2 separate regions of the Mus musculus genome follow, and region 2 is linked to region 1. The links are chromatin loops, found by intact Hi-C in ENCODE. Cell type or tissue: left cerebral cortex. All regions are shown on one strand. Each heading gives the region's core, and the rest is flanking DNA. Links, peaks and the distances in the headings are about the cores only. Region 1 overlaps Prim2 (DNA primase, p58 subunit). Region 2 overlaps Prim2 (DNA primase, p58 subunit).

The links. A loop is a pair of places that touch in the nucleus more often than their neighbours do. Peaks named below come from ENCODE experiments on the same cell type or tissue, not always from the same donor. Only the 100,000 strongest peaks of a DNase experiment are listed, where the experiment ranks them.
Region 2: it touches region 1 in a loop (2.5-fold over the local background); 1 of 42 quality-filtered maps calls a loop at or near these places.

What each region holds. Positions count from the first base shown.
Region 1 is chr1:33,523,761-33,535,096 of GRCm38, forward strand. It overlaps Prim2 (DNA primase, p58 subunit), which reads right to left. Exons shown (of 14, transcript NM_008922.2): 8 at 9,536-9,603. Among named protein-coding and RNA genes, the nearest start is that of Gm23453, 110 kb to the left of the region's middle. In left cerebral cortex, for the core only: no CTCF peak of the experiment used is centred there; DNase peaks (open chromatin) are centred at 6,343 and 7,908; H3K27ac peaks cover 702 bases.
Region 2 is chr1:33,455,504-33,466,839 of GRCm38, forward strand. It overlaps Prim2 (DNA primase, p58 subunit), which reads right to left. Exons shown (of 14, transcript NM_008922.2): 13 at 8,550-8,618. Among named protein-coding and RNA genes, the nearest start is that of Gm23453, 38 kb to the left of the region's middle. In left cerebral cortex, for the core only: no CTCF peak of the experiment used is centred there; a DNase peak (open chromatin) is centred at 4,968.

The DNA of each region.
Region 1 (11,336 bases), core at 2,120-10,119:
ACACACACATATGCCATAAAAACATATGACATAGACATATAACATACATGTGTGTGCACGCATGTGTATATGTTATAAAAACCATACAAGGCCACTAACAAATCTCTGCCTGCACCAGTAAATGTCTTACAATCCCTTTATTCTTGGTGCATATTCTGGTGGTGTAATGTTCAGTGAATGATGGTCTAGGACAGGCTGCTTGGCAGTGGTTCAGGATCCCTAAGACTAAGAAAGGGTGCCTGCTGGGGCAGTAGTGAGGAAGAAGAGGCTGGAAGAATAAAGGCTAGAAGGATGAACTTCCTGCAAACTTTATGGAGAAGAGATGAAGTCCTAAGTGGATGTGCTGCTGACGTGAGAATGGCCGTGTCAAAGACTCCAATGCCTCAGGCCCAGGGGATAGCAAAGCCCTCTGCAGGTAAAGCTAGAGAACAGCAAAATTGTCCCCTGCTTGAGTACAATGTTGGCTAAAGGCTGACCTTCTGCTAAAACCACTGTGACAAAACCATCCTCCCCGTGAGATCAATCCCTACAGAGACGCTTGCTCAGACCAGCCAACCCTTCTCCTGGACACTGTACATAATAAACACAGGATTTCTGCCTGCCACTGCCGGTCTCCATCAGAGCCCATCCCCACCCAATCCTAGCTCTTCTGAACTATGTCTGCCATTTCTTCACTCCCATCACCACAGCTAGGGCAATCAATCCCTAAGTGATGCAGGTCCCAGCAACAATCAACATGATAATTGTTGGCTGACTCTCGGCCCCTTACAAATAGCGTGCAGAGTACAGAAAGCTTCTGAGCTAGAATCCTGTTCATGGAGTTCTAAGACAACCCCACCACCACCACATTCGTTCACAGATAGCAAGGATTCTGTGCTTGGGGAAACTGGGTAGGCTTTTCAATTATTCAACATTAGCAGGGGTGGGGTGGCCAGGCAATAGGTGTGGAGACAGCTAGTGAGATTTTTACTAAAAGTCACAGCTCAAAGAATCACATAACGCATTTTCCTTTAATCCTGAAACAGTCACTGAAGGCTCATCATGTCTGAGTTCTGTTTCAGGCATTAAATCCTAACAGCTTTGCTACTTAAATATTAGTCTGTGAGATTCAGTAAGTTTCAGAGTCACACAGGAATGGAAAGTCCTGTGTACATGGACAATCTGTTAAGTCACAAAGACAAAACTCCTACCTGAGAAGGTAAAGAGTTGAAATGGAAATGACTAAAAGCTCTGTGACTATGGGCCTAATTGTCACCTCAGGACTAGAGTAGATTCTTCATTATCACGAGAGAGGCTCTGGGTTTGACACTCAGAATACCATCAACAAACTACGATCTCATTCAAACTCAGTATTTAGCAACTTTGAAAAAGTGAACGAATTGCAAAAGTGTAGAGCTTGTATCATTCATTCATGCATTCATTCACCCATGCACTAGATTCTCATGGCCACTAGTATCTTACTATGACGGTCATTGTTTAAGTAACAGAGAAACAAAGGTAAACAAGATGTGCCAATTCTTTACTCTCATAGAGACTACACTCTAGACTATTACCACCCAGGTAAATAACTGAAAATGACTGGGCAGGTAGTGTTGCTGTTTTAGCTCCTGTCCTCTTGGGATTAAGACAGGCCACGAGCAAGGCACTCATAAAGGAGAACACGTTGAGGTGGGGGCTTGCCCACCGTTGTAGAGGTTTAGTCCACTGTTATCACGGCAGGAAGCAGGCAGGCATGGTGTTGGAGCAGTCACTGAGAGCTTTATACCCTCATCCATGGGCAACATGACTGTCAGAAGTGACAAAGCCCACCCCCATAAACATGCCTCCTCTGATACGAAAACATCTACACCCACAGGCTACACCTGCTAATCCTTCCAAAACCATTTATCAACTGGAGACTATACATGCAAGCATATATGAAGGCCATTCTCATCCACACCTTCAGCTGCCATGAAGAACTCTGGAGCCAGGGGTGGTGTCATCTTAGCACTTGGCTGAAGCAGGAGGTCCTAGTCAACTGTCCCTCCTCTGTGCAGTCTCTGCTATACTCCTGCACAGATAAACTGCTCAGCTGGGAGGCACGGACCCTTTCACAAGGGTCTCCTAAGACCATTGGAAAACACAAAGAGACAAAAGCCACACCAAGTAAAGAACCTACCCTCCCTTTATGACTCATAACCTTCAGTTACCCAAATGTCTTACCACACCCTGGAAGAGAAGCTTTTACGAGCTTACCCATGTAAGTCATCTTTCCACTGTAACAATACTTCCAACGATTACCTTAAGGAGGGAGATATTTATTTTGGGTCATGGTTTCAGAAGAGTAGGCTGACTCCATTGCTTGGGTCTAAGGTAAAGCAGAATGTCACAGAGCCAGAAGTATGTGATAGGTGAGGTTATTCTCTTTGTGGTGTCCAGGAAACACACACACACACACCAAGAGAAAAAGAGAGGGAAAGAGAGGGGGTAGGTGCATGCCTAAGATAAAATATAGCATCCTGGCGCATCCTCCTAGTGACATACTTCTTCCAGCTAGCTTCTCCCATCTCCTGAGTTTCTGCCAACCCCTAACAGTACATTCAATTACTAACCCTGAAGTGGATTCCACCATTGATAGATAGTGTTTTAAGCTTTGTGATCCATCACCTCTGGGCATATGTATGTGATGAGCATAAGGTAGCTGCATGACTATTGGTTGCTGGAATCATCAGTACAGCCATCTTCCCAGAAAGTTCAACTGTGCAAAACTCCTGTGCAGTTGCCAATGTCTTACAGTAGATGCTACAGTGCATCCTTGGGTCTTTTCAGAAAGCCAGTGCCCCTATCCTCAGCCCTCTGTACTTGGAAAGAGCTTTGGATTGACCCAGCAGATGAAAATTGATTTTTTTTTAACTTATCTAGAGGCCAATCAATGTTAGAGAGAAAGTCCAGCATAGGAGTGTTAGTGCGTTTCTCCTCCAAAGCAAATTCCCTCATCACACAGAATCTCAACTCCCTCCTCATACACACACAGAGGAGCTAAGCAAAAGACAGAGCTGCCTGCTCTCCACCGAACAATGTGCAGGCATTCAACACTAGAGTTGTGAAAATCAACTTCTACTTTGTCACATTATTATGACGTAGGTGAAAGAACTGTTTCAAAATGTAGCTGCTTTATAATTACATGCAAATACCCATAGGGTTACAACAGAGTCAGCAATGGCTGCGCTGGGGAGAAGAGTTCATTTCTCCCATTCTCTTTCTCACGTGTGTGTGTGTGTGTGTGTGTGGAAGCTGGAGCTACAGGTAGATATGAGTCCTGGACATGAAACGCTCGTCTTCTTGAAGAGTAGTACACACTGGTAAGACTGCTAAGCCAGCCTTAAATTCCTAAACTAATCCATGTGCATACGCTACCTCTCCTGAGACTTGCCTTTTCTCTACTTAGTAAGATATACATAGACATGTGTGTGTTCAAAAATGTTGGTTTGTAAATAGATTGGAGTTAAGGAACCATATCTAAAAACTCTAAATCCAATGTTTAGCAAATATATCCTTAAGAAGATATGGTCATTATTGATACAGGTATGAAAAAATATAATTCTAAGCTTATAAATTTAAAATTATATATCCTAATTTATTTTGTTTATAATGACCCTGAATAACCTTAAATATAATAATCTTATGAATTTACTGCACAGAGCTTTGCAATAATCAGGGAACTACAAGCTGTGTTGCTGCATGAATGAAAGAAAATACATAGTTCACGAAACTGGGAATGAGACAGAGCTGGCGACAGCTGCCGCCTGTGATTAATCCGGCTTTCACTGCGGCCTCTGACTGGTGGGAGCCCCAGTCTACAAACCATTTGCTAACATTTACTTTCATTTCTACCACAACTGACACATGAATACCAAGGCAATGTTCTGATTTGAAAATGAGAGTTTATTCAAAGAGAAAACACTTCAGTTTATCACTGTGCCTACCAGGAGAAGCTTTCTCCAGAGGCTGCCTGTCTGATGTCTGACATGGGATTAGTGATACCACATTCTTAAGAGGCCTGAACAGAAACACGTGCATGTAAGCAAATGCACTGCAGTGGGAACAGGAATTCTATACAAGCAACTATAAGAATGTGACACTGCAATAGAGAGGAAGCAAGGTGCTTCATTAGTGTAAGCAATGCTGTAAGATCAGTAAGACTACCTTACAGATTCAGGATGCTGTACAAGTTAATCCTCTGCACAGAACTGTCCCGTGGCTGCTAGGTTGTATTAGCACTATTTAAGTTTTAATTCACTCAAGCTGAAACAGGATAATAGAATTAGGAGAAAAAGTATAACAACCATGGTTTAAAAGCTATTTATTCTTCAATAAGGGGCAAGACATTAAATAAGAATAACAAGAAAGTATCAAAAGATGGCCTAGTCAGCCATCAGTGGAAAGAGAGGCCCATTGGACTTGCAAACTTTATATGCCCCAGTACAGGGGAACGCCAGGGCCAAAAAGGAGGAGTGGGTGGGTAGGGGACTGGGGGGGGGGGGGGACTTTTGGTATAGCATTGGAAATGTAAATGAGGAAAATACCTAATAAAAAAATAAAAAAAAAAAGAATAACAAGAAAGGTGATTGGTAACATATCCCCACACGCACCATTCCTATCTTCAAGTGGACGGTGCAAGAGAGGTACACACATGATGAGGAGGCACTACAGTATATTTAAGGGATAAAATCTCTGGCAAATTACTGTATGGAAAACTGGTATCCAAGTTTTCCTCTCTAACCTCATGCTTTCATACTTTAAATTCTGAGTGAGGTAGTAAGTGGAAATAATACTTTTTATTATACACCCTTGGAGCCTGAGGGGCTGGCAGCTGGGGCAGTGGGTAAAGGTGCTTGCCACCATTGCTAACCTGGGTTTGGTCCTCAGGGCCACTGACAGGAGGAGAGAACCAGCTCTTGCAAGTTGTTTTACACATATACATAAATAAACAAATACATGTTTTCTTAAAAATTATACTACTTTATAAATAGTATTTCATGTGTACCAGGGTTAGGGAGTAAAAGATTCTCCTTTACAGTAAATGCCTAGGTTCATGGGAACATAACCAAAGATCTTTGTACGGCTCAAAAATAAACCAGTACGCTAAATAACCATGCCTAGAAAATGCAGGGGGAGAGCCACAGGGGCGACAATGAGCTTACACGGACAGCTAACGATGCCTGGTTTAAGAAAAACAGAAGGTATCCATACAAACTCTCTCTCCTAGTCTGGAATCATGGGGGGGGGGGGAGTTTCTTTGGTTGTTCTGTTTGGCTTCTCAGCAACTCAAAATCAGATAACTTTCCTAATTGAAGAATATTCCTAACAAAAATTTTTAACAAGAAGTATCTTATGAAATATTCATTCATCATCTTTTTCTAAAAGGGGTTTTGCTGTGTTAAGCCTCACGGCCTGGAACTCCAGGGTTCAAGTCACCGGTTGTCTTGATCTCCCAAGTCCCTGGGGCTACAAAGGACCATCTTCTGAGGAGAGGGGTGGGCTGTAGTGTTCATTTTAAAGAAACTAAGCTTTCATGAGGAGCACTTTCTCTAAAGTTCTACCCCCTTTTACAGACACACATCTGCCTGCTATCCCTGTGGGATCTTCTCAACAGGAGCTCACATACTATGAAGATCAGTGCCAACCCCTGTGAGTCCTTGGTTCTCTTCCTCTGTACCCTCTCCTGCCTGACTCCCTTAGCTATGCTCCCTCTAGGTCCCACAGACCTCTTCCCTCACCCATAAACGTGTGTTCCTCTACTCCTAACACAGGCTGTCTCTATCTAGCCCCAATAGGAGAAGATGTGCCTAGTCTTACTGCAACTTAATAAGCCAAGGCCAGTTGCTATCCATGGGAGCTGTGCCCTTCTCTGAGGAGAAAGGGAGGAGGGGTGGAGGGAGGGACTGAGAGAAGAGGGAAGGAAACGTCTACTGATGATCAGAAACCCCTGCACGTTTAACAGAAAAACTAGAACTTCCTTCAACCTAGAAGCCCATGACTGTACCCTTCTTGCTTCCCTGCCTTAGGGTGAAGCCTAAGAGAAGCCTGCATGTCCGGTCCCCACGGCCTCATTTCTTATTTATTCCTTGGTAGGACACAGACTTCCAGCTGTACCATTATTATAACACTGTGGCTAAGTCCGAGGGCTACATTCAGTCAGCATTGTACACCTCTTACCTAACTTCCCGGTGGTGTGTGACAATACTCCATGCTTTCCTTTGGCATCGTTGAAACAATGTCCTCTCAGTGTGTTCTGGCTAGGCCTTAGGGAAAATCTCTCCATGGTATTTCTACCAGTTTCTCTTCTGACTCATCTCCCACCCCACCCCCACTCCCACGCCCTGCTGCCCATATGGTTAAAACTCTGATATGCTGTGGATTCAAGACATTTATTTCCTCTCTCATCTCTCTTTGGTAAGTTCAGCCATTTCCCTGACTGTAGCCATCACCTAGAGAGTGACCAGCAAACACTGCCCACATTAAAACCACCCTCACATTGTACCTAGCTACTCACATCCTTTACATATTCCTTGCAATCATTTGAAACCTAAATTGTCTGAAATTACTAATTCACCAGCAACCTTAGTCTCCTCCTCTACCCTGGAGTTAAAGACTCTGCAAGTAGGATTAAGGCTTCCTCTGATTTGAGCAGCCAATTTGAGTCACTACTGAGTTAGAAAGAACAAATGTAAAGCAAGTGAGCCTTGATACCATCATTTAAGGAAGACATCACATGGGTAAGCAGGTTAATTAATAAAGCTGTGTGCCTGCTATCCTGTTCTAACCAAAAGATTAGCAAAGGTTTGTAACCCGCTAACACAGTGATCTCTTGGATGAAGCCAAACCTGTAAATTCTCTGATAACAAACTGTACCTTACCTCATCAGCACATAGTGGGCACTCAATTGACACATAGTGGGCACTCAATAACTACTGAGTACTGTTAATGTGAAAATAAACTTACTTCTACACGATACTCAGGCAAATGGTTTTCTGTGTTTAACTTTTAATAAGAGAGCTAAATTCAATGAAAAAATATGGATATGCTACATCTTCAGTCTCAGTAATATCTTATAACAAAATGGCCTACATTACCAGGTTAGCAAAAGTATTGCACTAATTCTGAGTGACGAGATTCTGTAAAATAATTCGGCAATTTCTCTCTACTGTTCCTTTGACTTTTATAGGTATCAGAATAATCTCCCAAATGAGATTTATTGAGAAATTTAATTAAAATGCTATTCAAATGCTATTCATCTTTTCTCTTTCATCATTAGAGGCACCAACATTAGGACAAATAATGATTCCAATAACACCCTCCAAGTCACACAAGTTATATAGTTCATGCAACTCAATAATTATTTTTTCCTAACAAGATTGCCATTAGACTCTCTCAAGTCACGTGATCAGCATCCTCCCTCTCTCTCCCTCTCCCTCTCCCTCTCCCTCAAGTCCCATGCATCCTAGACCTGCCTATAGCTCTCTACACAGTGGAGAATGACCTTGAAGTTGTAATCATCATGCCTCTATCTCCCAAGAGCATATGTTGCCAAACCCTGCTGATGTCATGCTAGAGAGATCGACCTCAAGGTTTCATGCTCACTATAAAAAGCACTCTACCCACTGAGCTACGTCCTTAGCCCAGTTCTTTGCCACTTTGGCCTTAAAAAAGGAAAGATCAAAGAAAAACATCATACTTGACAGCCAAGAGACAATCCAACATGCTTGAAAGGCACATCCCCTAGGGTTACTCTGTAGAACAGGAGGTGCCAAGCTATGCACACCAGCTGCCACCCTACCTACAGATGCCTCTGACACAGTAATAAAATGAGAAGCCATTTGGTTTAATAACAATAAAAAAGCAACATCCAGGCCTAGTTGCCTAGCAACCAGTCTTGAATGAACTCCATGGAGAATGAAAGCCCTAAACAAATGTACAGTTTGTTCAAGTTTCAAGGACTCAAAGAGACATCGGTAGTTAATCTAAATTCTAGGTGACAATTACCATACTGAGATGGAAGGAAGCGAATCTGTCATGATTGCACAGAATCAAGTATCCACTAGAGCTAAGAAGCAACCTCTTTTACTTACGTGTGGAACCAGCAAAATTTTAGGGCAAACTGATTTATAAAATATAAGAATTTCATTCAGAAGGAAAACAAAAGATATCAGAGACATCTGTAGGCATATGTTGCACTTCACTCTGCAGATCACATGGCACCTAGTAGGTGTGGGATATAACCCTGGCTACGGGCAGTGGGAGGACAATAACAGCATCAAATCCTGCAATAGCAGGAAACTGCCTCTGTCTGGGTCAGGCCGAAAAGAAGGAACTACATGACCACAGAACATGACACCTGACCTAAAGGACACACAACCATTCTCCAGTTATAGTTCTTACCAGCAGGAATTCCAGAGTAGGCACCAGGCTCAGGCTTTAAGCAGAATGAAGGGGGTGGAGGGCAACAGACAGAGAGCAGCTAAAGCCAAGAACATAATCACATCTGGCAGGAGTGTGAACTACATCAGAGGGAAAAGCATGAGTTAAGGAAAATGGATAACAAGCTAGTGAAGTAAGAGAGATACTTTGAAGATAAAAATCAAAAGACTTAGAAGGGTCAGAGAGTGAAGATTGAACAACATACTCAAACTTGAGGTCTGGGTTTCTTGACCTGTGAGTGCAGCTCTAGGAGGTGAAGCATATGTATATAGGATGAATGCTAGTAGACACCAGGAATACTAGCCTTAACCACACCTCACAGCCTTGCCCCACAAAATCAATTACATGGAAAAATGAAAGTCCCTGACCCCAGGGGAGCAAAGGAAAGGAAAAGAAGCAGTGGAAAAGATGAAAAACAATAATGCCTGAATATAAAATTTCTGAGTGACAAGGGAGAAAGGGAAGCTTGGGGACAGAGATGGTACGGTGGGTAAGAACACTGGCTGCTTTTGCACAGGACCAGGGGTCAGTTCCCGAAACAACAAGAAGGCTCACAAGCCAGTTCCAGTTGACCTCTTCCCACAAAGCTAGAACATGGTGCCCACACATATAGACATGCAGAATACTCATAAAATAAATAAATCTTTAAAAACTTAAAACTTAGAAACTGTAAAGAGAAACAGTATTTTTGACTATGTAAGTCTTGTAAATATAAGTAGGCTAAATAAAAATGTAGAGAGAATGACTCGGAGCAAATAAAAGAGTCACAATCATTTATACTTTAATACCTGAGATCAAATAGTCAGGAGATGGTATAAATGTATAAATAGTTCTATTTGTTTGTTTATTTATTTATTTATAGACACACACATAGATATACATATGCACTGTGTGTGTAGTATAAATCTATAAATAGTATAAATGTGTAAACAAATAGTTTACATATTCTTATTGAATTAGCCAAGGATAGCCAAGTATTCAAGTTGACTTACAGAATTCAAGCAAATAAAAAGCAATGTTTAGACACTGAGGTAGTTTAGCACTGAAAAGTGTGCCAAGGCTTTGCCTTTGTTACCTGAGGTGGTTGAGCAGAGGCTGAAGTCGTTCATCGGACTGCACAGCAGGCAGCGACCTGGCCGTTAGCTGAAATCAGAGAAAAGGGTCAGGAGAGTGGTGGGCTGGAGGGGCGGGTAACATTGAAGACAAACAGGACAGCTGAGGGGACACTAAGGAGGGGAGGCAGCCAGGGAGGCCATGCACAAATATGAGAGAACGCTTTCTGCTTTAAATCAAGGACTTAATCATTAATTCATCAGGATTGAATAACTCCATGTTTCCAGCACAGGCTGAGGCAGGAGCACAGAGAAGCAAAACAAAAGTGAAAGCCAACTACGTTGTCTTGAGGACATAAATTAAGTTACTACACTTCAAATGATGAGAAAGGAATGTAAGAAAAGAGCCCAGACATCTGAGTTTGTGGACGAGCCTCTACTCACAAGCATGTTATCTCTGTATGGAAAATCTGAGAAAGCACTAAACATTAAGATGTATAAAAAGCTTTCCAGTTATGATACTAGGAAAATGATAGCATTAAGGAGAGGAACTTCCACTTATGGCTAAGTAATCAGGAAATCGGAATACACACCGACTCCTTCATAATTTCCATAATTTTCACAACCACATTACTGAAAGAAACCAAGAACATCTCCTAAGACTCAAAACAAACTAAATGTATTTAACTCTGAAATGTGACCTCAAATGAAGCCTGGAGACCAAACTGAAAGCCAAACCCTTGCAATAAATGCCATGCATCAAACCAACAGCAGACAGACCGGCTTCTTCTGTGTGTTCACAGCCATGTGAACTGCATTTTCCTCTGAGAACTTCCACTAGGAAGTCAAGACACTCATCCACCCGATGTAGTCTGAGAATGTGAAACAGACTCAAGACAACAAAACAAGTAAATCTCTCATTAAAAGAGGTCTTATATTCTACTAAAACAAAGTCAGAGGAAAAGTAACAGACTACAAGACATCCTTTGGTATTTATTATACACTGTATCCTCACACTGCTGATCTCAGGAAAGATTTCCCAAAATCAGAAAACAACTTACCAAACTGATGTTTATATTATATCAATAAAAATAGCGATACAATGTTTAAAATATTCTACTGTGGGTCTCAGGGTTGGGGCTGTAAGTTCGTGGCAGAACAGATCCAAAAACAAACAACAACATAATTTGATCAAATAATGACTAGCAAGCATTCCAGGTTTCACCTAAGTCAACACATGCACAAATTATGAATTTAAAATATAAGACTGTGACACAATAATATGCTGTAATTTTAGCAAAAGCAGGTCTTTAGGGTCTAGGAAAAATGCCAGCCTAGTGTGTCACCACCAGAAAGATTATCAAAGTCATCAGATTTTATAGGCAAACGTTCGGCCTATCCTATAATGTAGTTCTTAATGCCAAATCCCTCTGCAAAATATCACTTTCATTGTTAGCGATTCCATGTCTCAGAACCAAAGCTATTCTCTAAGCAGATTTAATTAACCTATCTAGATGGTTTAAAAGCCAGTTCTCTGAGAACAGAACAGACAAGCTGGACTTCTCCAAGCACTTGTCAGTTTCCACAGCTTCCTAATTAAGCATCTCTTCTAGATGGAAGCAGACACCTCTCTACCACAGCGCCACAAGACAGCTGCTCACTCCAAACGGGCAAATTCCTCAAGTCCTTCATCTCTGTCCATCCTCCGGCCCTTCTCCCTGAACTATTAACACATCTCCATTTTCTACCGGGCCTGCCTTCTGTTTTGCTTCCTTCCTAATTTATCCCTGACTAAAAGATTGAAGTTTTCAAATTAAGAGTTAA
Region 2 (11,336 bases), core at 1,370-9,369, 69 kb before region 1:
CAAGGTGAAAGAAAGGATTGCAAACATATACAGCATTTACTCCTGAAAACTGAGGAGGCTTTTATATTCAGTGTGTGGCATAATATAACGGAGACTTCTACCTAAAATGTGACCCTTAAGTCACTTTCTTCAGCTCAGTTAATGGGTTGGACTGCTGCTATGTGACACACAACCTGAAGTGAAGCCCAACATTCCTGTCTGCAGTTACAGGTGACAACAGCCACCACTAGGCTCCAGCTTTGCTTGGTTATAAATGTGGGATTTTCATTTGCTATTTTTAGCCCAGAAACCATTATACTATGTCTTATTTATCTTACTATTTATTTACTTATTTGTTAAAGACAGTGTTTGTATCTATTCTTTGGCTGTGTGAGCCTTGCTGGCCTTGAATTTGTAATTCTCCTGTTTTAGTTTCCTGAGTAGCTGAGACCACAGGTCTGTGGCCCCATGTTTCAGCTTTTAACACCCAACTCTTTGTCTTGAACTCACTTGTATATAGCAGGTATCTAATGAATATTTACTGAGTTGAGCCCAGAACATTCAGTCATATACTTCACATCTTACTATACACATGGCTTATTATATACATGGCTGTGTTATAAGCAGTAGTTTTTCAGAACATGAGAATGCACTTGACTAAAACTAAAGCTAAAGAAAACCACAGCCTTGTAATTCCTAGCTGAAACATCATTTTCAGAAATAGGAATTGTAGGAGCCACAGATAAATGCCTGTCACTCTTGCGAGGTGGAGGGGAGAAGGTTTTGTGAGCAAGGGTTTGAGCTGGGGCTGGGTAGACAGAGAGGGAGAGGGAGAAGGCGAAAGCCTGGAGGGGGAGGCAGGTGGTGCAGAGGCTGCAGAAGCCGTGGAGGGGACGCCTGGGGAGCAAGTGCCTTACTTCCATGGCCTGGTGTAAAAAGCTCATGATAGAAGCCATGATAGGTTAGACAGACTGGTGGGGAGCACACCTCAGAGGTCCTGGAAAGTCAAGGTCTGTTTTGCATAACTCTCTAGGCCTAAGGGAGTTGGAACTGTACGAGTCCCTAAGGAGGAGTGGGTGTGATCAGATCTACACAGAATGTCTGGTGCGTTAATGTGGACGGGGAGGGAGAAAGAGCTAAGACTGCTCATCCTCAGTCAGTAGAGGATGACAGAAAAAGAGCACCTCCTGGGGAGGAGCTCCAGGCTGCTTTAGCAGCTAAATAAATGGCGGCCAGGCATTTTAGTTAGGTTGTGGTGTGAAGTGATGGGTTCTTTATAGACAGTTCTAAGATATATATATATATATATATATAGTTTTACCCAGATCACCAAGAAAGCAATCTTTATCTTTTTAACGAGGAGGCTGCTTAACTTCTAAGTGTTTCCTCGATGCTCTATGATAAATTTATAATTTTATTAACAATACCATAATTCATGAACTTCTTTATTATATCTGATTTCCTTTAGCTCCTGAAAGAGCTGATGTGTTTCATAAGAAGTTCAAACATTTCAATCACAAAGTGTCACATTTTATGTACAGAAAATCAGAGACCATGAGGACACTACAATTCCTTTAAACTGAACCTCCTCAATGTATAGTCTGGCAAACTAATGCCTACAGAGAGTAAATAGCTTACTCAGTTATCAAGCTAGTAACTGGATTTATATGAATGAAAACGTATCTCCAGCTACACCACTCATGGGTATTTACCGAGGTCAATGTATCTTAGAAATATCTGTACATCACTGTTTACTGTAGCCCTATTCACAATAGGTAAGTTATGAACCAGCCTAGCCATCTGGCAACCAAGGAATGGATAAAAGAAAACGTGGTACATACATACAATGGAATATTTGTGTGCACCATGAATGAAGTTATGTTGTTTGCAGAAAAATGGAAACTGGAGATAATCCTAGTAAGGAATTTATGGCAGTCTGAGAAAGATGAACATTCTCTTTTCCCTTGTTTGTGGTTCCCAGACTTTACACACACATTAAAATCGTGTATGTGTTTATGGTATGAAAGGAAACATGAAACTGTTGAAAGGAACAAAGGGCCTAACAAGAGGGTAAGAATGGGGGGAGGGGTGCGCAACACACAACACATTGAAAATGTCCTACTATACACAGGACTACACACTGATGGAATTAAACAAACATATGGAACTGAGGCCTTTTGACTAGAGTACTTATATTCTGATATTAAAAGGCTTTATGCAAAGTCAAATACACTGGCAAAGTTTTATAAAACTTGGCTTTAAATATTATTTTTAAAAGCTTTCTTTCTTTTATGTATTCGCACAAGTGTTCTGTTTGCATGTATGCAAATGTCCCCAGAAAAGGATCCCGGATTCCCCAGAACTGGAGTTACGGAGAGTTGTGCTGCGGACCAAACCTGGGTCTCTTCAAGAATCACCAGAATGCTCTGAACCACTGAGCTCTCTCCAGGCCCCATTAAAGATTGTTTTTACAAAGCCTGTACAAAAGAAAAATCTCACAAAAGTCATCTAATACCTGGCAAAATAGTAATATAAGGGGGATTTTCTTTCTTTTTGTAATATGAGGGATTTTTCAACACTTTCCTTTAAGCTGTTAAAGTATTCAATACAGCCATAACTGCAGATGATAACGGAACTAAACCGAAGTCTCAGAATTCATGGTGAGCAAGACAAAACACAATAACCTTTCATTGTTGTTTTTGGTTTTTGTTGTTTTTGTTTTTTGAGACAGGGTTTCTCTGTGTAGCCCTGGCTGTCTTGGAACTCACTTTGTACACCAGGCCTGCCTCTCACAATAACCTTTCTAAGCCTCACTCTCTCATCTGTGAAATGGGTGTAATAACGGTGCTATGACATTGGCTTGTTATGGGGTAAACTAATGGAATATAAAGTTTAAGAGTTGTGGTTCTATGGAATCCAAGTCACATGTTTTAAGAGTCAAGAAAGATAAATCAATTAAAATGCAGTAGAGTTCCCAGAAGAAAAAAGTCACGGTTACACCTTTTCTTCCCACTTTAAAGAAACCCAACCTAGAAACTGTTGCTTGCATATTACAGGTATGAAAGAGAGATGGAATTGAATTTAACCACAGACTATACTCAACAGCTCCTTGCTTTTTACATCACAGGATTGACAAAGGAAGGAGAGTTAAGTGACTTACCTTTAAATATATTTAAGTCCTGTACTTTTATGAATTTCCACTTTAATACCTTTACTAACCGTTTGCAGCAGGGCCCAGGGGTTTGAGACCAGCTGCTGCCATGGTCTGGGTGGTGTTTCTGGCTTTCTCTCTCAACCACACACAGCCCTAACTCAGTTTGCTAAACCTGTGGTCTGGAAGCTGCTTGTTGGTGTGATTAATGTTCTGACTCTACTGCACTTCTGGGTGAACCCTGTCTCCCTTTTGTATTGAAGAATACGGGTCCATGTAGTCTTTTTTCTTGCTCAGAAAAATAAACTTGGTGTGCTTGTTATGGAAAGGGGACAAATGGAAATCACACCAAAATGATAGTAAGCACTCTTTAAAGTCAACCTGTGGAAAGGACACTATCCAAATTCCTCTTTTTGCAATTGCCATTTTCTTTATTACTCAACAAAAAATACAGATACAACTCTGTTTGATTCCCTCCGTTCTTGGGAACCCCTGAGCCATGATGTGGAAACACATCACTATCGTACACAAATCCCCTGCTGCTTCTGCTTCCCCTTCCTCACCGACTGCTACAGATGGTGATGGTTTCTTTGTAGATGATTCTGAATTATGTTTTGGTATCAGGAGAGAGACACACTGTGGTGCCTTTTCATCTTTATGCACCTTGTGTTGCTGTGATAAAATACTCAAACCATCTGTAAAGGGGGAAAGGTTATTGCTGCTCAGAGTTCTGGGATTTCTATACATGGTCCCTTGTCCGATGCTGCCTGCACTGAGGCAGTAGATCATACAATGGGAGCGTGGAGAGCAATGGCCAACATCCCAGCACATCATCTCCATGACCTAACTTCCTTCCACTAGATCCCACCCCTAAAGGCCCTACTGTGGGCTGTACATGGGCCTTTGGAGGAAGTGGTCTCAGATATAAAGCATGTAACTGATTAACCTGGAGGGTCCACAGAACTAGTAAGAACCAGGACAGTGTTTAATAAAACCCATTATAAACTTCAAATTTCATCTTCAGAGAAATGGAAATCCACAGAGAGGTCTTTAAAGCAGGTTAATGAAATAATCAAATTCCATTAGTGTAAATATCACTCCCTGCTGTGTGAAGAAGGAAGAAATGGAATGAGGCATGTGTAGACTCTGAGAAATGTCTTAGGAAGCTACGATGGGGTTCTAAATGGGAGATGGTGGTGTGGCTTTAAGAAAACGTGATAGGTTTTCACAAGACTTTTGTAGCAATTTATATGATGGTGAAGAAGCTGAGCTCTACAGTTTGGAAAATATACCTCCAGTCAATATTCAAAGGGATCAATCTCTAAAGAAGCCAATTTAAGTTAAGATTCAGAGATTAACCTATATAAGGCCTGATGTTTCCACTTACAAAGCTTACAGGAATGCAAATGACATGAGGCAGCAACATGCAACTGTCTTGAATACCACTCCTTGGGAGCTGGAGAGACAGTTCAGTGGTAAGAGCACAGGCTGCTCTTCCAGAGGACTCGGGTTCAATTCCCAGCACCCACCATGGCACCTCACAACCATCCACAACTCCAGTTTCAGAGACCCTCACACAGACACGCATGTCAGCAAAACACCATTGCACATGAAATACAAAACCGAAAACCACTGAGGCAGACAGCTTTCATGAGGTCAGCTTTTGACAGCCACTGGAGGAATCAACATATTCCACACAATGACCTCCACATTAATGGGTCTCGTATGTGTGCCCCGGCAAACGCAGAAGGGAAGAGTGGGAGCAATGCTGCCTACCTATGGGATATCTGGGTTTTAATCAAGAGGTTTTGAGATGACAGCTTGTAATGAGGCAGCTGGTGTTACCACAGAGCCATATGGAGCTATCACAGGGCTGCTACAAATGGTACCAATTAAGGAGTTCATTTTCAAAACTTGCACTTAAGTGAATTTCATCACAGAGACCTGGGGAAAATGAGCCCAGAGGTTTACAGGGGAGGGAGATGGGATGGCAGGAAGTGAGTAATAAAAAAGATTCTATTTTTATACTCTAAAGATAATAAATGGAGGTATTTGCATTTAAAAATCTATAGTAATCGATCTAGAGAATCCCCACAACCTTGTTTCATTGGTTTTCACACAGTCTAAGCTACCCTATTTCTAGATCGGAAAGGATTTCGATGCACATCTTCAGTAAACTAGGGCAGATTTTGAAACAGGCAATTGTAGTAGCCCTCGTTGCACTGGCCATGTTTAAGAACTCGGTGAGCTGGGCCGTGACTCACTCAGTACAGCGCTTGCTTATTACCCCAGTGCTCAGAAGGCCGAGGCAGGGGATGAGGAACTCAAGGTCATGCTTGGGCTATATAACAACTGAGGCCTGTCCAAGCTGTAGTAACAAAACAAAACACAGAAAAGGAGGGGATAATTTAGTATAACTCAATCTTAAACCTAACTTATTTTTAAAAATTAAAGATAAGAGGATCTCAAACCTGAAAGTTTGGAGGCTTTTTACTTAAAAGGTTCACAAATGATGGAGAGCATATTATGAAGTTAAAAGTTTCAAGCTAAGCAAGCTAAGCAAGACACTAGGTTCTAACATGAAGTAGTCTCCTCTGAGGTTAAAATATTCCATTTGGGAAGGAAACCTGTGAGAAAAAGGATGCAAAAATGTGTGTGTGTGTGTGTGCGCGCAAGTGCGCGCGTGTGTGTGTGGGGGGGGGGGGGTATGACACACGACCGGATGTTCTAAGGGAAAGCTCCTTGAGACACACATGTTAAAAGGGATGAACTATGCCACCCTGCAGGGAAGCTCCTTAAACTCAGGAAGTAAATGATTCAATAAGCGTCAGGAAATTCCTGAGATTGCAGATTCACTGGGTTCTCTCCCTCTCTAGTCACAGATAGGCTGTTAGCACTGCTCAGAAACTCTCAGAGAAGCTGACATTTCTGGAAGAAGCAGGTAAGCTAAGCTGACCAGAGGAAGTCAAGACCAGACAAGGGACCTAAAAAAGGCTGAGAGCAAATGTGTCACCTGGGAAGGACACTCATAACTGCTGAGTGCCTGCAGGTTGTACAGTATGCTCCAGATTTCCTAAGTTTTTATTCATGCTGGGGTGGAGTTTGATGATGCTGTTCTTTGAGTAATTTCTGCTTTTGTAAGTAACCTTCACCCATATTCCTGTGTAATAAAACTCACTGGTTCACCAAGTTGGACTTCGACAGTATCTACACCTTGGTCTGTGGTTGGTCCCTGTTTAGGTAAATACACATTTGTTCCCATCTTCCCAGGACCTGCCACACAGATGCTCAGGGAGCAGTGCATTCAAGGTTGGTGCTGACCCGGGACCACCCCAGAAGTGCTCGCTGAGCAGGGCATTCAAGGCTGGTGCTGACCCGGGACCACCCCAGAAGTGCTCACTGAGCAGGGCATTCAAGGCTGGTGCTGACCCGGGACCACCCCAGAAGTGCTCGCTGAGCAGGTATTCAAGGCTGGTGCTGAGAAGCCCAGACACGGGATGCTATGTGGGTCCTGTCATGATCAAGCTAAAGAAACCTTGTTATTGCTTACAATAAATACTTCAAATTTTATAAAAATACGGTGTTTTCACCAAAGGTAATATTTTCCTATTAGATGTAGAAGATAGGATTCACAGCGGGCCAATCTCTAGCTCTACCTGTTCCTTTGGTCAATGGAGACAGGTGGAGTGAGTCATTTGGAATCACAGTTTCCCATACATAAGCCATAGTATATGAGTTAGATCTGCTAACCTTGAATGTGCCTCAGTGTTTAGCATTTTCCTGTCAGGAATAACCTCCAGATTTCCTTCAACTCTAGTATCAGAAATAGAGCATGGCAAGGCAATCAGACCTTTACTGACTTAGATAGCACAGGTTCAAATCCATGTTCCATTCCAACAAGAACTTCCCTGGGCTGTTCTGCTTCTCTATGCTGTGTTCATCAATGTGTTACATTAGTGCCTGGCTGGAGGGCTCAAAGAACTTAGTGATATGCGTAGTATGGATTAAGGGTTCCACAAACGTAGACTCATATTATTTATCATTTATTGATAAGACAATTTTCCTATGAACACTTATAAATTCAGCAATTTATATAAGAGAATTTTTTTAAAAATCTTTTGACAGCTTAATAGAAAACATGAATATAAAATCTAGCACAGTATCTGATAATGGGCTCAACAAAAACAGCACCTTTCTGGGGGCAGGGAAGGGCTCAGGACACCACTATCCACAACAGTGCACATCAGGATTCAGTGACAAGCTATTTCAGGAGGTGCATGGACCTCCAAAGCCTACGGTACACTTAGATGTGTGTCCTGGGTTTGGAATCCATGTGGAATCCATGTCCAAATTATCGGCTGTGAATGAGGGACCCAGCGGGCTGAATTTGTGCTAGACATGTTTCCTGTTGGCTTGCATAGAGCTGTGGATTTTGTCCACGTGAATGCTGTAGCAGGGCATACATTCTCCGGTGTACCACTTGCAGGCCTCTCGAGCCTGTGCTTCTTGCTTTCCAGATTTCAAGCCCCACTGTGTCCGCCAGAAGCGCTCAGTGCTCATCTACATTACCCTCAGGACTTTCAGTACTAAGGAGGCAGGCAAGATCATCATCCTGTTTCTTGACTCCTTTGCAGCTACATGGTTGTACGTACAAACACAGGAGACCAGGGAAGCAGACCAGATGACTATTAAGCAGCAGCCACAATATATCAGACTTTCTTTGAGAAGAGTGCCATTGGTTCTTCTGGACAGGAATAGCTAAGGTTCCAGATCTAACCGTGTTGAAGACTTGGCAGACTAAGACCTCTGAGTCAGCTCTGGCCCTCTTTATAGATCAGTGGTTCTTAACCTTCCTAATGCCAAGACCTGTTAATCCAGTTCCTCATGTTGTGGTGGCCTCCAACCATAAAATTATTTTCATTGCTACTTTATAATTTTGCTACTGTTATGAAGCATAAATAACTGTGTGTTTCAATTGTCTTTGGCAACCCCTGTGAAAGGGTTATTCAACCCCACAGGGGTCATGACCCACAGACTGAAAACTGCTGTTAAGGACAAACTTCTATATGTTCTCAGCTATGACATGTATTTTCTATGATAGCTTTTGCAATGTTGTGGCACAGTTGACTAGTTGTGATAGACATCATAAAGCCTAAAGGTTTTCCAATCTGTCTCTTCACAAAAAACCTTAACAACCTTGAACCTAGATGTGGAGCGGTGGGTACAGCTCTAGTGTGGTCAGGTCGTCTTATGACACATCTTCCACATAGTATTTCTGGTTTTCTGGTATGGTCCATCTTAGTTGTTTGGCCCTTTTATAAACCTTTTAAGTAACACCATGCCATGATAAAAGCACCAAACAAAACACAGAGCAACAAGCCACATACAACCAATCTATAAAGTTAAACAATTTACTTACATTATGTGTCATCTCGAAGTACTTCTGACAGGCTACTTGGTAATGATTCCCCTTTACCAAATCCAAAATCTAGAATGAATGGGGAAAAAAAAAGGAAGAAAGAAAAGAGAAGAAGAGGAGAGGGGAGGGGGAGGGGGAGGGGGAGGGGGAGGGGAGAGGGAGAGGGAGAGGGAGAGGGAGAGGGAGAGGGAGAGGGAGAGGGAGAGGGAGAGGGAGAGGGAGAGGGAGAGGGAGAGGGAGAGGGAGAGGGAGAGGGAGAGAAGAGACAAAACATGTTAAGTTTCTTCTAAGCCACTGCGGCCACAGCTGTTGGCCTTCTCATAATCTCCATTCCAAAGAAGAAACTCAATAAATAATCACGTAGCGTGCTGTGCTCCTGCAGCCCAGACAGCACAATGATGCTGAGATTATCCAGAAGTGGTGCAGCTCAGCATTAAAACACAGATGGCAAGTGATAGCGAGTGAGCTTTCTGACCTGCCACCCGTGGCTTTTAATAACATTGATTTGACAAGATGAGAATAGAATCTGGTATTTTGACTTTGATGCTTACTGTCAGCATTTCATATTGCAAGGTCTTTAAAAAAAAAACAAACCTGTAACTATGAATCTAGTAATCTGATTATGGAGTCATAAAGCAATCAAATACACTCTTCAGACTTATTTTCACATCCTCTATTTACACAGACACAGCACTAATACTGCCGTGAATCCAACAGGAAAACTGAGCTAAGTTGCTCTAGACCAGCATAGAGAGGCAATGGCTTACCTTCAGTCAACTTCCCTATTCTGTAATGAAGTTACATGAGAGTAAAGAGCCTATTCTGAGCATCTATTAGCAACACCACCCTGTCTTTTGCCTCTGGCACACCCAAATAAATAAAATATATATTTGAGCCATTTAGCAAGCGCAGAAAAATGCTGGGATTAAGAGATAACCTCAGATGAAGGGAAAAGAACTCCGGAGAAAGGTTCATTTGTACCTGCTTTCAAAAGGCTAACCTTCCTGCCACAACGGAAATGAGCACAGCCCGGAAGTCCTGGTATTCCCTCCATGGAATCTCACTTTATAGTTGACAGAACACAAGAAAATCACAGTTGTAAAAGGGGCATCATGTAGCAGCAAGACTTTGTTAAAGGACTGTTTTCTTCCAACTGTCTTAAACCAAATTTTATATCACCTTCAATTAACATTCATCTGAAAAAAAAAAATCTGTGTAAATGTCAAACTGTCACAGAACCCAGGACTCTGTCTACCTCCATGACACGTTTTCCTTAATTAGAGAAAAATGAAAAATAAATACATTGAAAATGAATGACAATAAATAAAAAAATGAAATCACAAATTTTGTGACACGAGCACTTTGAGCTTACATCCCAATGCTTTCCCACGGCCATTTTTATAGCTGTGTAACAATGAACCTGCAACTAATTACAGATAACAACAGCAGGAGACTAACATATATCAACAGTCATTTCAAAGACTTCAAACACAAATTTAATATCTGATGCCATAAATTACCTGAAAATGAAGTTAATTCAGAGATAAAACTGAACCATGTGGTATGTTTATGTTCCTTTCATGGAAAATTAAAACAAGAGACTGGTGCAGTCCACAACTGGCTAGGTCTTCTGACATCAATGAACGAACAAGGTAACCCCCACCAAGCAGCCTGATGCAGATAACCCATGACTAAGACTCTTCCCACGCAAGACTAGCTTATGTCAAGTTGTTGGGTAAAGCTCCCCAGCACATGTGGCTTCACATGTAAAACTAAAGTGAAAAAAGTAAGACAGAAGGTAAGAAATGCAGACTTAATTGAAAATTCCAGGGTTTGTTGTTGTTTGTTTTTAGTTAAATTCAGATTATGAACACAGCTATATCTGCCATCACTCATCTTACAAAAGAGACCCTTCTGTAACAAAAATATTTTGATTTGAAATCACTCACACATCTATTTTAAAAGAGCCTTCCTAACCACAGCATAGCATATTGGAGATGAACAAAAAATTGGTTTAACTTTATAGATCTGATGAAAGCAAAGACGATATTGGGTTTTTGTTGTTGTTATTGTTTGTTTTCTAGCAAGAAAAACTGACAAGTTTAGAATAAAGGAGATGGAGCAGAGGAAGTTTAAAACCAAATTCGCGGAGGAAAAAGTGAGCCAAGGAGAATTCCAAGAGACAGAGTACTCTGAGGCAATCAGGGAGTGCTGTCAGATGCTATTTTCATTTCAGATGAGAAACGCATCCTGTTAAAACAAAGTTGCCTGGAGCTCTCATTAGGAACAGGATCAATTTTAAGAAGAATTAAGAAATCATGTGTAGCTTAATCTAGTTTTCCATAGAGGACTACACAAACAACTTAAAGTCTTTCAAAATTTAAGAGAAAACGTGAAGCTACCTAAGAACACAATTATTAAGAGTCTAGATTATGATCTATACTGCAGAGATGCAGGCTGACAGGTGATCTCTCGGGGCTTAAGTGCACTGACTTTCTCCAATCCAGCCTAACTCTATAGACTGCCTAGGACAGAGGGCATTTTCCAGACTCTGGGTCTGGCTGGTGGGTCCCACCAGGATGAGAACAGAGACAGTGGTTGGAAGTACTCAGACTAGAAACTAAAGCGTTTCCTAACAGGCAGACACTGTTTCTAAGAGGCAGGTACTTCACATGAAAACACCCAAGCAGAACGGGCCCTGATGCTTTACAACATCACTCAAAACCACCCTTCTCAAATGCTTTCCTAACATAATGATCTAGGTTATTAAAAACAGTGTCTTTCTAA